2 separate regions of the Homo sapiens genome follow, and region 1 is linked to region 2. Evidence: chromatin loops called from intact Hi-C (ENCODE). Cell type or tissue: endothelial cell of umbilical vein. All regions are shown on one strand.

Region 1 (8,000 bases), 240 kb before region 2:
ACAGGTGACAACATGGGACTTGCAATTGATATGTAAAGTAGGGGCAGTCTTATGGGGCTGAGTCCTTACCTTGTGAGATCTGCACTAATTCTGGGTAGTTAATGTCAGAACTGACTTAAATTATAGGACAGTCAGTAGGCATTCACAGAGAATTAGAGAATTGCCTAATATGTAGGGGAAAACCCACACATATCTGAGGTCAGAAGTGAAATGTGTGTGCAAAAGAAAAACAGGTTTTTCTTTTAATGTCTCACATGGCTGGCAAGTTGATGCTGGCTGTTGGCTGGGAGCTCAGCTGGGCTGTAGGCTGGACATCTTTGTTTCTTTCCACTTAGGCTGATCTACATGTTGCGTAATTGACACAAATAATTTAGCTGGGTTCAAAAGTCAGAATCTCAAGAGATAAAATGTAGAAGCAGATGGTTTCATGACGCCTAGATCTAGAAACAGCTACAGCATCACATCACTGAATTCAGTCCCAGAAGTCAGATTCAAGGGAAGGGACACAGCCCCCACCTCTCAATGAAAGAAATATCAAAGGCTTTGGGGAACATATTTTTGAATTACCACACAAGAGATACAGAGATGTGGTGAGAGAGAGGGAAGGATTTTAGAAGAGGAGAAATAATGATCTGAAAGTAGCACTGAGGCGACATGAGGATACTCCACCTTCATACCTGGTGGTAGAAAACTTCACGGAATAAAATAGCCCCACTTGAGTGGGCTGCAGGGCAAGCTGTGTCCTCAGGGTGAACTACTTTCCTCTTAGAGCAAGAAGATGAAAGGAGTATTCAGAAAAGAATTTAAGAATATAAGGAATTTTGTTCTTCATGACCATACATTGCATAGGGCACAATGGAAGGGTTTTGAGAATTGGGAAAGGGCAGGAGAAAAAGGTAAATTAGATGATATGTGGAAACTATTGAGAATTGAACTACAGGAGATATGGATCTAGGAATCTGGTGTTTGTGTTGGTAAGTCCTAAACAGGAATAAAGAACATAATGAGATTAAGCCCATGGATTCCAAGCAAGTGTCAGTGAAAAGATTTATGATATATGAACACCCCACTTAATAAACATTATCCACTGGATAATGTCACACAGTATAAATAAACTAAAGATAAGCATGTGGAGACTAAAGATTACTATTCAAAATATATAAAGGACTCCCAGAAACCAATACAAAAAAGAAAAATTACTCAAAGGAAAAATTGGCAAAAAACGGAAGAGGCAAAATCAAAGCACAGAGAATGTCTCAATGGCTAGTAAAGGTAAGATGCTCAATTTTACCAGAAATCAGGAAAACACAAATCTAAACCACAACAAGATATTATCTTACTTCTATCAGATTTTGTGTGGGTGGGTGCAGAATCTAAAAGCCTAACAATATTAGGTATTTGTAAAAGTTTGAAGCAAAGAATAACTTCCATATATTACTGGTAGAAGTATAAATTGACACAATTTGTCAAAATGTTCTATGACTAATCAATTTCAATTCTAGGTATATTACACTAGAGAAATTGTTGCATACCTGCAAAAAGAACATATATACAAGAATGTTACTTGACAACATTGTTTATCATATTAAACATTACAAACTATCTAGAGGTCCATGAACAGAAGAATAGATAAGTATAATGTGGAAAAGCCATATGATGTAATTTTGTGTGACAATCTAAATGAATGAATGAGAGCTGTATTTATTAACTTGGACAAATATCACAAACAGTAACTTACAAAGCAAATTATGATACCATTAATGTTACTTTAAAATCACTCTATATATTTTTACAGATTTTGACTCTCCTACTTATCATGTGACCTTGGGCAACTCTGAGCTTTGGTTTCCTCATTAATAAAATGGGAATGACAATAAAACTTACCTTGTAGGGTAGTACAATTATACAAGTGAATACATAGAAAGTGCTTAGAATAGTGCTGGGCACACCATAAGCACTACATGTGTTAGTTATTATTACTATGAATGTTATTATTGTTGCTATGTAGAAAAAATTTCACAGAAATGATAAAACCCTATCTCATGATCGTGACTACAACTGGAGAGAGGTGCACGGAAGATTTCACCCTTATCTGTATTTTATTTATTTAACAAAAATATTTGAATCTACCCTGGTGAACCCCAGCAGGGGATACATGGGTATTGTACATACATGTACTCCTAACGGTCCAGTGTTGCAAAAGACAGAAGCCAACCCCAGGACCTGCCCTATTTTCTTAAGAAATGCCTTGAGATGACTTCATGTCCCCTTTCTTACTTTCAAGGAATTGGAGGAGCAGTTAGTTACATCACGTGTTTGACTAACCAGTGAATAAGTAAGAAGAGACCATTTTAGATGACAGTCTTCCAATTTAGTGGAAATTATAAAGTTGACCTAAAGCAGATAAAATGTAAGATTCATCATATTAATAATTGGGACTATAGGGGCATAAGTCTCCCATTTACTAAAGGAACATCCTAAACTCCCCTTCTGACCCTCATCCTCAGGAACAGATGTTGAACTCATGGTAGTCTGGGTAGCACTGTGCAGAAGAGAACATTGTGAGCTGGCAAATTGACACAGAGATGCTACCCAAAAATGGGGACATCTCTGAGGAAGCCTACAGCACTATTTCTATAATGAAAATTCGTTTGGCTAAGAGAATTGCAGCTCCTCATGGTTGGGATTGAAACATTTGCTTTTGGAAAGCCCATGATAGAAAAGGTGCACTTTTCTATGTTAGATTTGATCAAATACTAAGATTCGAACTTAGTCCCTCAGCTGCTGAGTCATTAACAGACATACTCCCCATTCTCCTTAGAGCTGTCTAGAGCCTGCCTCATTTGTAGAGGAGAGTCTTAGAAATGAAGAGCTCAAGGCCCTTAGGAGGACATAGGCTTGGGAGGCAGGGAGTTCCACAGAAACACATTCCTTTGGTTTTGCACTTGTGTGTAGGGCCCACTCTGTGTCCGGCTCACCCTTTGGTCCTGATCAGCTGACCAGCATCTGCCATTGGTCTATCCACACTGAAAGGATAAGCACTGTCCATAGACATAGGCTTGATTGTCAAGTGGGCCAGCCTTGTAAGAATTCTCAAGCCCTTTCCAAAGTTCCCACAGATAACCCACTGTTGTCACAACCTTAGGGTTGCTCCTGAACCAAGGTGGAGGAACAGAAAGTTACGCTACAACTTAGAGAGCTTCCTACACAGTTTCTCATTCCACCAGCTTCACTCTCCTGCAGGTAGCATGAATCATTTCCACTGCCTCCCACCTGACGGAGTGGAAGAGTCTCTGTCCATGCAGCTGTTACCCAAAGGTGTTCCTGCTTCACTTCAGTGAAGGAATCATTATGTTAACTCCAAGCTAACATGCGGACATGAGTTCTCTCTTCCGAATTTTCTCTTCTCCTGCAGGTCTCCCTGCCGGTCCTAATTTTCATCATTCCCCAAAGAACATCATAAAGCTAACCTTTATGTGGTAGACATTAATATTATTTCCATTTTAGAGATGGCGAATTAAGTCTTAGAGAGATTAAAATTCCAAAGTTACACAACATGTGGTAGAGTGAGTATTTAAAGTCAAGTCTGTTGGTCTAATTTCAAAACTTGCACCCTTAATGACTGTACTGCGTGGTCCTATGAAACATTTGCTAATTACTTCAAGGAGTGGGAATTACACAAAGTAGGAAGAGAGTGAAACACCTCATAAGTACATAATTAGTCACATTCCTTTTAATATCATCTGGAGAATCTACAGGAAATAAGTTATTATCAGTGGTATATGTCTTGTCAGAGAGAGGTAAATAAAAGCGACATGAATAATGTCAGGAGGAAAATAAAGCTGAGGCCTACTGTAATCCTCCAGATGGCGAAGATATTTTTGTATGTGTCATTTCCCAATCTTCTCAACAATGTGTTATTACCACTTGTTTTGCACTAACTGGCTGGATAACTGTCAGGATGGGCTTCTAAGCAATGACATTGAGAATTCTTGAATAGCTGAATAGTCTGATGGGGTGGGGAGGGAGGTTGGCAACAAGGATAACTAAGAGGAAAAAGCACAACAGTTATACAGAAAATGGGTTAGGAGACAGCGAATTGATGATGCCCAAGCGGGGTCTTGAAAAATGATTAAGAGCAAGATAAAAGGTGAAGAGTATTCTAGATTCATGAACAGTGTGGACAAAGAGATGAAAATGCCATGGTCTGAATGTTTGTTCCTTCAAAAGTCATATGCTGAATTCCTAATGCCCAGGATGATGGTATTAGGTGTTGGATGTTGAGAGGTGATTAGGTCATGAAGGTTGTATCCTCATAAATGGGATTAGTGCCTTATAAAAGATGCCCCAGAGAGCTTCCTTGCCTCTTTCACTATGTGAGGATACAGCTAGAAGGTGCCAACTGTGAACCAGGAAACGGGCCCTCACCAGACACTGAATTTGTTGGTGCCGTGAGTTTGGATTTCTGAGCCTGCAGAACTGTGAGAAATAAACTTCTGTTGTTTATAAGCTACCCACTCTATGGTATTTTCTTATAGCAGGCCAATGGAATAAGACAGAAAGCAAAAAACACCATGGGATTAAGAACAACTATACATAATTTGGTTTTCCTGCAGGCAGGAAATGAAAACATTGAGGTAGAAGAGATAGGCAGACTCTGGAAAATGGAGTGCATTTGGCACATGTGAAGGAGTTTGGGCTTTAGTCTGGGAATAGTGGGAAACCACCAAGTGGTCTTAGGCAGACAGGTGATATATCAAGTTTGCATTTTTAGTGGTAAGACATTTAGGTAGGAAACCAGTAAAGAATTGATTGCAACTGTCGGGGTGAGAGATGATGAGGGACAGACTCAAATCAATGACAATGAAATTGGAAGGGGAGAAAGAGACAAGAGATATTTGAAAGTTAGAATCAGAAAGATTTGGTGTCTGACAGGATTTAAGAAGTAAGAGAAAGATAATGGTTTGGGTCACCCTCCAGGGGTCCCCACATTGGCTACTTCAAGGACAGAGAAACATCTTTCCCCTTTGCCTCTCCTGAGGCAGCCCCAGGGCTAGCCCACTAAATCTCTGTTTCTATTCATGGCGGTTCTTTAGGAAACTTATCACTTTGCTTCCCCACGAGGCCTATGTGAGCATCCATTCTGGGATTGGGGTTATTTACACTTACCTACATGGAAGGATCCTCAGGGGTCCTTAGGCAAGTTGTTTTATGTTCTGCCCAGAGCTCTGTATGGAGCTCTGTATCTCAGGAGGCTGGGATAATTCCAATAAATTAGTGAAAACTTGCATGACACCTTTCCTTAGGGCAGGAAACTGCCTGCTACATATCTGCATAACCAAGAAGGGACACAAGGTGACCTTTTAACACTGCTAGCACAAAAAGTGACTACACTTTAAGAAGGAAAACAAAACAACTACATCAGCTACACCAGCCTCTAGGAAGCAGTTAAAACAATGGAAGTAGATCAGATCATCCAGGGAGCAATGTAGAATGAGAAAAATATCACGAGGATAGGTCCTCAGGAGACACCAACTTTTAGACAGAATCTTTTACTATAAAAATGCAGGGGCAGAGCATTTTAAGGGAATAGCAATGAACTGTCAAACGTATCAAAGTTCTGCTAAGACCGATGCACTTAACAAGAACTGCTTCAGGGGATTTTTTGGGGTAGAAGCCAGATTACAGCAAGTTGAGATTTTAATGGAAGGTAAAAGAAGTGTCTTAGAAGAAAATAAATCATGAGGCAAATAGAGGGGAGAAGTTGCTTATGAGCATGGTTATAAGATGATCAATGGAAAGGGCAGATTGAAAACAGAGAAAACAGAGGGATGATGATTGCTGGAGCTGAGTCCTGCTGGGGACAGGAGGAGCTGACATCCAAAGTGCAGAGCAGTGTGTTTGCCTTGAACCAGAGAAAGGACAATTCATTTTGCTCCACAAATAAAGAAAAGAAAGGGAGAATATAAATGTAGGTAATTATGTGGGTAGAGAGACAGGAAGTTCAGATATTTCATGCCTAATTAACCTTAAATTTCTCAGAGAAATAAGTAGCAAAAGCATCTTCTACAATGGGCTGAACAGAGATGGAGCTTTGAGATAGTGTTTGAGAATATCAGATTAGACCAGGCATGGTGGCTCACACCTGTAGTCCTAGCTACCTGGGAGGCTGAGGCAGGAGGATTGCTGCAGCCAAGGAGATCAAGGTTGCAGTGAAATATGATTGCACCACTGCACTTCAGTCTGGGTGAGAGAGTGAGATCTTGTCTCAAAAAGAAAAAAAAAATCAAATCAAGAACAAATAGTCAGTGTTTGGTATTAAATCTCCCACTAGTACTATTAACCCTAGTGGCTCCAATTTCCAGGATTGGGTGCTTATCTCCCCTGGTGCAGGAATAAAGGTAACCTAGAGCCTTAATCCAGAGTTGGCTAAGTAGGCGTGACAGCAGATGCATGAACACTTTGCATTACATTAAAGTTGACTGAATATGTACCATCAAAATAAATAATGTGGTGGCCCACCACTTGTATTATTTACTATACAGGTGCTCCATATATCAATAGTTTTGTTTGCATGTAGTTTTTTTCAGCATGGAAAAAGAACCAGGGGTTTCAGATTCTTTTTGTGGTAAAGAATGGAAGTATAGCTCTTTTGACAAGTTGGGCTTTGTTTTGACAAGCTGAGCTGAAATCAATCTCATGTATTTTATTTGTTAATATTTCCTCAGAATCTGAGGTTTTCTAGATTCATTGTTAAGATATTTAAGAGGGTAAATGACACTATTTTATGACCAATTCAAATAAAATGGATTATAATCAACTTAGTAAGTGTAACACATTGATTCAGTCTGTTCCCCCTTCCACCAAATTAAGAACTTCTATAAATATCAGCACAACTTTATGATATGGGAAAGTAAAACAAATTACACTTATGGAAAAAACAGCTCATTAGTAAAAAGGCTAAATTTGTTACTATTACTGGATAAACCTCTCTTCAGTTCTGCTATTGAGAACCAGTTGGATAAAAGAGAAGGAAGCAGAGTGGGAACTAAAACATTATGGAAACTGGTTCTTGACCTCAAGTAGTTTCGTGGAAATTTGGGGGAGGGGGTGGGGTGAGGGGGCAAATTCATTCCTCTCCACATGCTGCATAATGTCAGTAAACAAACACTTTTTTTTTTTTTTGAGACGGAGTCTCTCTGTGTCACCCAGGCTGGAGTACAGTGGCAAGATCTCAGATCTCAGCTCACTGCAACCTCTGCCTCTTAGGCTCAAGCAATTATCCTGCCTCAGCCTCCCAAGTAGCTGGGATTGCAGACGTGCTCCACCATGCCCAGCTAATTTTTTTTTGTATTTTTAGTAGAGACAGGGTTTCACCATGTTAGCCAGGCTGGTCTCGAACTCCTGACCTCAAGTGATCCACCTGCCTCAGCCTCCCAAAGTGTTGGGATTACAGGTATGAGCCACCACGCCCAGCCAACAAACACTTTTAATAAAATGCCTAGTTTGTGCTAAAATGTTGAGCAAAGGTTTGCTACAGATTCACAAATCTAGAATGAGAGAGCCATTTAAAGAGGAGTTGGCTTCTGAATAGAAGATTCCTTTGGTCAAATTAATTTCAAGCTAATTAATTTCTATTGAAGACGAATCAATTCAAATAAAACATTTCATTAAAGCACTAGCCTGGTTACATAATAAAATCGTACAAATAAAACAGTGAGTTTTCACCTTCCTCACGTGGCATTCAGAGGTATTGACCTGAATTTATATGTGAGGAACCTTAGTTAAATCCATTTTAGGCCATGGATAAGCCTTTTTTGCTGTAGGCCATAAATGCAGTAGTATTTATTTCCAGATGTTTCCATGTGAAAACAAAGTGGGAAAATATACAAAGAGGAGGTGTGAAGGTCTAGATTTTTATTTTAAACAAGTTCATCCTTGCTACTGAGTTTCATAAAGCTAATGTAAAACTCAGGATATCGTAAACACACACTGCTTCT
Region 2 (8,000 bases):
AGTGCCTCCTTTCTTGCTCAGTGGATGAACTATGGGCAAAGGGTGGCAGTGGTGCCCCATGCCTTAGCCCTGCACACTACCCATACTCTGAAGCTTGACTTAAAGCAATTGTTTTCAACTCTTGCCTTTCTGTCATCTGACCATGAAATGCAAATTTTCCACATGCCCCAGGCATTGGACCTATCCACAGCAGTTACTAGTGGCCTTTGTTAGCGGTCACTTAAGTTTAATAATGCAGCTGTGCACACCGTATCTGTGGATTCAGGGTGGGCTCTCAAAGCTGCAGGTGGAAGAGCTCAAGGGCATATACTTGCTTCTCTTCTCTACCTCCTGTTGCTAGTTTTTCCCGGAAGGTACTTTGGGAAGAGTCACTGCCACAGGAGAAAGAAAAGGAGGAAGTGGAGTAGGAGGCAGTGATAGACTTGGTTGTTTTGTGCAGGGCCATCCCAAGTGCAAGCCAAAAAGCCTGAACTTCTTTTATTTCCTTATTAGCATTAAAATCATCCTGAATAGCCAAGTAACCACATCTTGGACACACCCTGTTCTGGCCCATGTTCCTTTGTTAGGCAAAAGAATAGGTCCCCACCGCTAGCCACAATTCAGTAATTCTTGCTTTGTACCAGTCCAGAGGGACATACTTTTGAACTGAAAAAGAGGACCACTTATGGAGGACAAGAAATACTTCCCTTCCCTCAGGCTCAGGAGAACTTAACTAAAAAATGAATATTCGTGTGGAAACCACTAGGGGTTGTGCTAGCACTAATCATGGACCCAAACAATCCTCTCTCTGGAGTCGAAGTTTTTATTCTATCAAGGGCTTCCCCCAACTTTCATTAAGGTAAACTCTTGCCCCAGAATACAATTAGCAGGCAATAATGTGTCTTATAGTCAGACAGACTTGTAAGAAGTAAAGCCTTAGTTTCCCTAACTAAGAAATGGAAATAATTTCTACCCAGAAGGTTCCTTGGAGGATTAAATGAGGAACATAAAGTGATTAGTACAGAGACAAGCACATATTTGATGAATAATTAATCCCCTTTTCTCTTTATACATCTGTATCCCTAATGAAAATAATATGCAGGCTACAACAATTCTGGGATTTAATTGGAATTTAATTCCTTCCCTTAGGAAAAGAAGAGATCTTGTGTTCTAGAGGAAATTAAGAGACTGAAGAGAAGATTCTTTCAAAAATATGAATCAATTAAACTTTTGACAATACTTACCGGTAAATTGTACTTTGATACTTTGAATTCGAGGATACCGATGTGATACCTGAGGGAGGAAGAAAGACATATTCTTAGGAAAAAAACATGAACAAATGAAATTCGCAAGTCATATTTAATGGAACAGTGAAGCAGAAATGCAGTAGCCTGTAGAGAAAACAAAAACAACAGAAGACTTGACTTTTTTGTTGTTGTTGTTGTTGTTGTTTTGAGTCAGGGTCTCACTCTGACACCCAGGCTGGAGTGCAGTGACACAATCACGGCTCCCTGCAGCCTCCGCCTCCCTGGGCTCAGTGATTCCCCCACCTCAGCCTCCTGAGTAGCTGGGACTATAGGCACGCACCACCACACCTGATTAATTTTTGTTTTTTGGGGTTTTTGAGGGGGTAGAGATGGGGTTCTGCCATATTGCCCAGGCTGGTCTCAAACTCTTGACCTCAAGCAATCCTCTCACCCAGCCTCCCAAAGTGCTGGGATTACAGGCATGAGTCGCCATGCCCGGCCCTGACTTTTTCTATGAAGATTGGACCTAGACTTCCACCTTCCCCCTTGCTTTTCCATAATATCTCTTAAGATAAATTAGGACTATTGTGCTCCTTCATGCAAGCGTCTGAGATCTGTCCGCATTTCTGCCAAACTCTTCTTTGGTATACTGTTTTGTCTCACTGTGCCCCAATTTCCCATTTTGGATAACGTAGCACTATAGTCATATTGTTAAGAAACCTATTCAGTCATAGAGATTCCCTCATGGAGAATGCTGGTTCAATCAATCCATCATGGCCACAGACTCCCAGAATGCACTGGGAGGGAGTTCTGGAAGCTTCCTGCATGTCTGGTCTTTCACTTTAACGCAGGAGTAAAAGCATCCTATTTTCAGGGGACAAAGGCAATAAAAACTGTCCCAATCCTACAGAGCTCAATATATTTGGTGTAGCTTTTTTAAACATTGGATCTTTCTCTTCAACAGCTTTAAAAACCTAACTTGAATTAAGTCAGTATTCAATTGCTAAAAGAGAAGTAAAACAGTGAAGACAGGAAACCTGATAGATAAAACTTTTACAGTACTTTTGTGGTTAAAAGAACAAATAAGCTCAATATGGAACCAACTCCGAGATCTCTTAAGTAAAAAAAAGTTGGGGGGGGTGCAGAATTATACATAAAATATATTGCCATTTGTGTTAAATAATAATAATAACACCTGTGTGGGCATTGAAAGAATATACAATACATTAATGTATCTGAAAGAATACACAAGACACTAGTTGCAAATGTTGTCCCTGGAGAAAAAAATTGGAAGCCTGAGGTCAGGAGTAGGATTGACCTCTACTTTTCATGGTCTAATTTTTTAAAAAGTTTTGTGCCATTTGTTTGTCTTATCTACTAAAAAAGAAAGTAGAAAAAAATGTCTGCTGGGCACGGTGGCTCATGCCTGTAATCCCAGCACTTTGGGAGGCTGAGGCAGGCAGATCAGCTGAGGTCAGGAGTTCGAGATCAGCCTGGCCAACATGGTGAAACCCCATCTCTGCTTAAAAAAAAAAAAAAAAAATTATCCAGGCATGGTGGCACATGCCTGTAATCCCAGCTTCTTGGGAGGTTGAGGCAGGAGAATCACTGAAACCTGGGAGGGGGCCAAGATCGCCCCACTACGCTCCATCCTGAGGGACATAGGGAGACTCCATCTCAAAAAAATAAAAGCCTATTATGCCTGCCAAGAACAACGGCTCTTCCCACAAGCTTATTTTGGCATGACGTCCTAATCAAAAATGTGAAGACGGATTTGTTTTTATGCCCTGGGTAGGGGAATTCCTGTTTCCCACTCTCCTGGCACACTGGTAGCTTCAGTCAAGCATATTCCATTGGCACCTGCCCACACAGACGAGGAATTCCCTACTTCTATTACAAGTATAATCACAAGCCTTACCAGCTAAAACCAACAGGCAGCATAGGAAGAATGGAGAGTCATTCTGAGCCCTGCCAGGGACTGGGCTGCAGGAACAATATGAGTTCAATGTGCTGAGCACATGGAGAGAGGCACTGACTTGGGTAGAAGCAGGAGTCTTTAGCTCTCCCCCTTCTCTGTACTCTTCGTGGTGTGATAGCTAATTAGTGCCCTTCGTGCTTAAGGGCAATGCTCTGGAAGAAAACCTGTCAGAAGGCAAATGACCCAATGACCATAGTTTCCTGGGTAAATAAATGTTTCCACTGCTCTCTGGGCTAAGTGCCAGCATGAATTGCCACGTGCTAAAGTTAGAAAGAAGCCCTCTGTGGAGTAGCACAAACAGCACAGGCCTCAGCGTGCAGTGACAGAGTGCTAATGCCAGGCAGGCAGGCACTGTGCCAACTTAAGCAAGTTTCATAATCTCCTTAGATGGCAGTTTCTCATCTTTAAAAGTCACTAGAAGATCAGGGGCATTCCTTTCAGCACTAGCTTTCCATGATTTAGATTTTAGAAGTTGTGACTTTAAGTTTAATTTAATAAAAGAGAAAAAAACATAAAGCTTCCTCATTCCCAAATTTACTTTCACTCCCTGATCTAAAAGCCCTTGTGATTTGATTATTTTGACTGACTTTGCAAAGATCTCCAAAAATATCCTGCAACTTAAGGAATGTTCCAACTTTTTGAGGTGCCCTGATGAAGTAAGGGTGGCAGTGACCAAACAGACATTCTCTGGGACGATGATGCTGACAGGCAGTGAGTGAGTAAAGCACATGTGACTTCCTCCGTGTTGGAGTCTAGACTTCCAGTAGATCAACCTGGAGGAAGCTGACCTACTGGAACTCCAGACTCAGGTATCCTGTTCCTTCTCCTGAAGGTCACATAGGGGTAGAAGTTTGCATATCCTCAGAAGTCTCTTACTAACATCAAGTTTAGGCAATGTTGTGAAGTAGAAAAAGATGGTCCTTCTTCTTATTTGTTGGCCTTCCAACCATCTTCCCCCTCATCCTCCATACCTGATGACCTCATGCTGACTACCCCAGTGCCCAGAGACACCCCCACAGTGCCCAAGTCAAAGCTCTGAAGAGCCTGGCTCCAACCTCATTGTCAAGCTTTATTGCCACATATATCCTTTCTGTGTCTAATGATCCAGCCAACTATTTGTTCTGATCTCCTTGCACTTGGGTAGGCAGCCTGGTAGGATGGCACAAAGAGCATAGACTTTGGAGTCAGATTTAGTTCAAACTGTGACTTCTCTGGTTCTTTGAATTTGGAAAAGTTATAGCATTTCTTCGCTTTAGCCTTTATACATGTGAAAATAAGACATAATACTGTGAGCGGAACTTTCCAGAAGATGAACACCAAGTTTAGATAGGATAACTTAAAGCATCCAGCAGTTTGCCAGCACATGGTACGTGGTAAGCATTTTAAAAATGTAGGCCAGATGCAGTGGCTGACGCTTGTAATCCCAGCACTTTGGGAGGCCGAGGCAGGCAGATCACATGAGATCAGGAGTTTGAGACCAGCCTGGCCAACATGGCAAAAGCCTGTCTCTACAAAAAATACAAAAATTAGCAAGGCGTGGTGGTATGCACCTGTAATCTTAGCCACTGGGGAGGCTGAAGCACAAGAATCGCTTGAACCCAGGAGACAGAGGTTGCAGTGAGCCAAGATCACACCACTGCCTCCAGCATGTCCCTCCATCTGTCTCTGCCCATTAAAATCTTACCATCTTCAAGGCCTAAATCAAATCCTTGAGTTTCAGTCTCTGTATTCCCATACAAGTATTTAAAGTCACTCATTCACAAAGATGTTTATAGCAGCTTTGTTCATAATTGTCAAAACTTGGAAGCAGCCAAAACGTCCTTCAGTAGGTGAATGGATAAATAAACTGATACAACCATACAATGGAACATTATGCAGCACTAAAAAGAAATGAACTATCAAGCTATGAAAAGACATGGAGGAATATTAAATGCATATTATTATACAAGAGAAGCCAATCTGAAAACGGTATATACTGAATGACCTAACTATATGACATTCTGGAAAAAGCAAAACTATGGAGATTAAAAAGATCAGTGGGTGCCAGGGGTTAGGAATGGGGGAGGAATAAACAGGTAGAGCACAGGGTGTTTTTAGGGTAGTGAAAGCATCCTGTATGATTCTGTAATGGTGAATACATGTCATTATATACACTTGTCAAAACCCACAGAATGTACAGTTAACCCCAACATTAAAAAACACTCTATTGACTGATTATACTGCCAGTGAATACAAGTCTTATCTCCTCTACTCAAGACTACTTAGCTGTGTGACCTTGGGAAAATTGCATTTATCTTGCTGATTTTGTTCCTTAATCTGTAAAATGGAGATAGTAAAAATCTGTATATCAGAGAGTTGTAAAGTTTGAATGAAATAATATATGTCAGTGATCAGGACCTGTCATGGAACATTGCAAGAAGTTAATAAACATCAGCAATTATTCTTGGATGCACACGGAAAACAATATCCATGTCATGTTCATAATTTATTCTACATAATACTATATAAACTATATGACAACAGAATGAAGGAATGGATTAAAGAAAAAAACAAAGACTAACAAAGTTATCATATCAGTGCTCTGACTCCCTGTACCTCAGAGAAACAATACAAAAGAATTTGGGTTTCATGAGAAAGGTTGACAGAAAACAATCAGAAGACATTTGGTCTACCCCCACACATAGACTTAGTGTTTTGTATATCAAGAAAAGCAAAATCCCCAGATCTTCTCCACATACTCAAAGAAAATAGAAAATATCAAAGGGCCAGGGGGCTTCCATCTAAGCACAGTCTATAGACTAAAGCTTCTTCAATCTGGAAGGTCTGAAGAGTCCACACCATACTCAAGGATGAAATGCAAATGCTCCTAAGTATCCATGCCAGAATTGAAGTATAGCCGTGAATTTTGAATGTAATGGTCTTAGAAGCATGAAAAAAATGCAAAAGAAGTCATATTTTAGTTGAACATTATATTTTGCATATGAAGAAATTAAGGCTCACAGAAGTGAAGAGATTTGATGCATGCCCTTCAATTTCAGTAATTTTTATTATACCACACAAGTACTATTTTTCTCCCACGCGAATTTGAAGAAAAAAATTCTATGAAGATTTTAATATTCCATTCCTTATGTCCACTTTAATAGCAAGCTTAGAGAAAAGAAGAAGTTGCCGTACAGATGATTGGCAATGACCTCATCATGAGAAAGAAAAGGGAGAGCCCACACTCCAGGCTTCCCTCTTGGGTTTCAGGGCTCCCATAAGTGAAGCAAAAAAAAAAAAAAAAAGGAACAATCAAGTACCCACTTGGCAAATATGGGCTCTTTGACCAAATGACTGAATAATGTAATGTACAAGCGTCATGTCTGGCAGCAGCTGATAATGCAACAGGAAGGTTACCAGCCCAGTGGTTCTTAAACTCTAAATGTGCATTAGAATCACCACCAAAATATGTTGTTGTTGTTGTTTTAAGTGCAGATGGTCAGATTATTCACAAAGACTCTAATTCAAAAGGTCTGGGTAGATCAAGGAATCTTCATTTTTACAAGTAACCAAGGTTCAGATTTAAAAATCACTGCTGTTAACTATGAACTTCCAAAAGTCTAAATCCAGAGAATTTATCTTCAACCACACCCTGTGCAAAAAGCATGCCTGTCCAAAAGCTGGTGCTCAAGAAATTTTTTCTCTGCTGTAAGTGTTATTCAGTAGTTGAATGAATAGTATGGTTGTCATATTATTTGGTAGTTTGGTTAAAAATAACATCAGCAATTATTGAGTACTTGCTATGCAGCAGTTATTACACTCAACTCTTGGAACACAAGGAGATAGAACATACAATCCTTACTTTTGATGAACTTCTATGCCAGTTGGGAAAATAGTCCCTGTACATAAAACCTTTAGTAAATACCTACAGGCAATGTAAGTCATAACATTTCAAAGAACAGAAAAATCACTGTAGGCTTTGACAGCACAAGGAGGAAAGACCTGGACTTAGGCCTTGAAAGACAGAGAAGAGCTGGATGAGCAAAAGACATTCTATAATTATTAATAGTTGGAAGAAAAGTCTAGAAATGAGGCCATCCTTTGTGCATTCAAGAAAAAGGGCCTGGTGCGGTAGCTCACACCTGTAATCCCAGCACTTTGGGAGGTCAAAGCAGGCCGATCACTTGCACTCAGGAGTCCAGGACCAGCCTGGACAACATGGTGAAACCCTATTTCTACAAAAAAATAAAAAAATAATAAAAAAAATAGCTGGACATGGTGGTACACCTCTGTGGTCCCAACTGCTTGGGAAGCTAAGGTGGGAGGATCGCTTGAGCCCAGGAGATTGAGGCTGCAGGGAGCCACAATCATGCCACTGCATGACAGAGAGAACTTGTCTCAAAAAAAAAAAAAAAAAAAGGCAAAGAATAAATAAAACCTTATTGAGTACTTACAATATGCTATGCACTGTTTCAAATGTATTATCCCATTTGCTGCTCAAAATAACATTGTGATGTAGAAAGAATAACTACCCATATTTTACAGATAGGGAAATAAAAATTAGTGCTGCTAAGAACTTGGTCGGGAATAAATATTTATTCATTTGAGTTCAGGTGAATCCCAAGTTCATGATAACATCCCTTCTCTTTATCCTACACTATCATAAGAGTAAATAACACCAAAAAAAAGCATTTATCTGAGGGTCCTAAATTAACTTGAATTGTTTTCATCATCAATACTGAATAAGATTAAATATTAATTTTTGAATAGTTGTCAAAATACACAGATATACATCAAAATATCCAGAAACCCTGCTC

What was found. Hi-C counts contacts between places; a loop is a spot of excess contacts. Peaks named below come from ENCODE experiments on the same cell type or tissue, not always from the same donor. Only the 100,000 strongest peaks of a DNase experiment are listed, where the experiment ranks them.
Region 1: it touches region 2 in a loop (6-fold over the local background); 4 of 110 quality-filtered maps call a loop at or near these places.

What each region holds. Positions count from the first base shown.
Region 1 is chr1:172,951,705-172,959,704 of GRCh38, forward strand. No RefSeq gene overlaps it. Among named protein-coding and RNA genes, the nearest start is that of TNFSF18, 95 kb to the right of the region's middle. In endothelial cell of umbilical vein, no CTCF peak of the experiment used is centred here; DNase peaks (open chromatin) are centred at 3,877 and 5,367; H3K27ac peaks cover 3,747 bases.
Region 2 is chr1:173,187,298-173,195,297 of GRCh38, forward strand. It overlaps TNFSF4 (TNF superfamily member 4), which reads right to left. Exons shown (of 3, transcript NM_003326.5): 2 at 1,224-1,272. Among named protein-coding and RNA genes, the nearest start is that of TNFSF4, 16 kb to the right of the region's middle. In endothelial cell of umbilical vein, no CTCF peak of the experiment used is centred here; DNase peaks (open chromatin) are centred at 3,094, 3,394, 3,944 and 6,604; H3K27ac peaks cover 5,766 bases.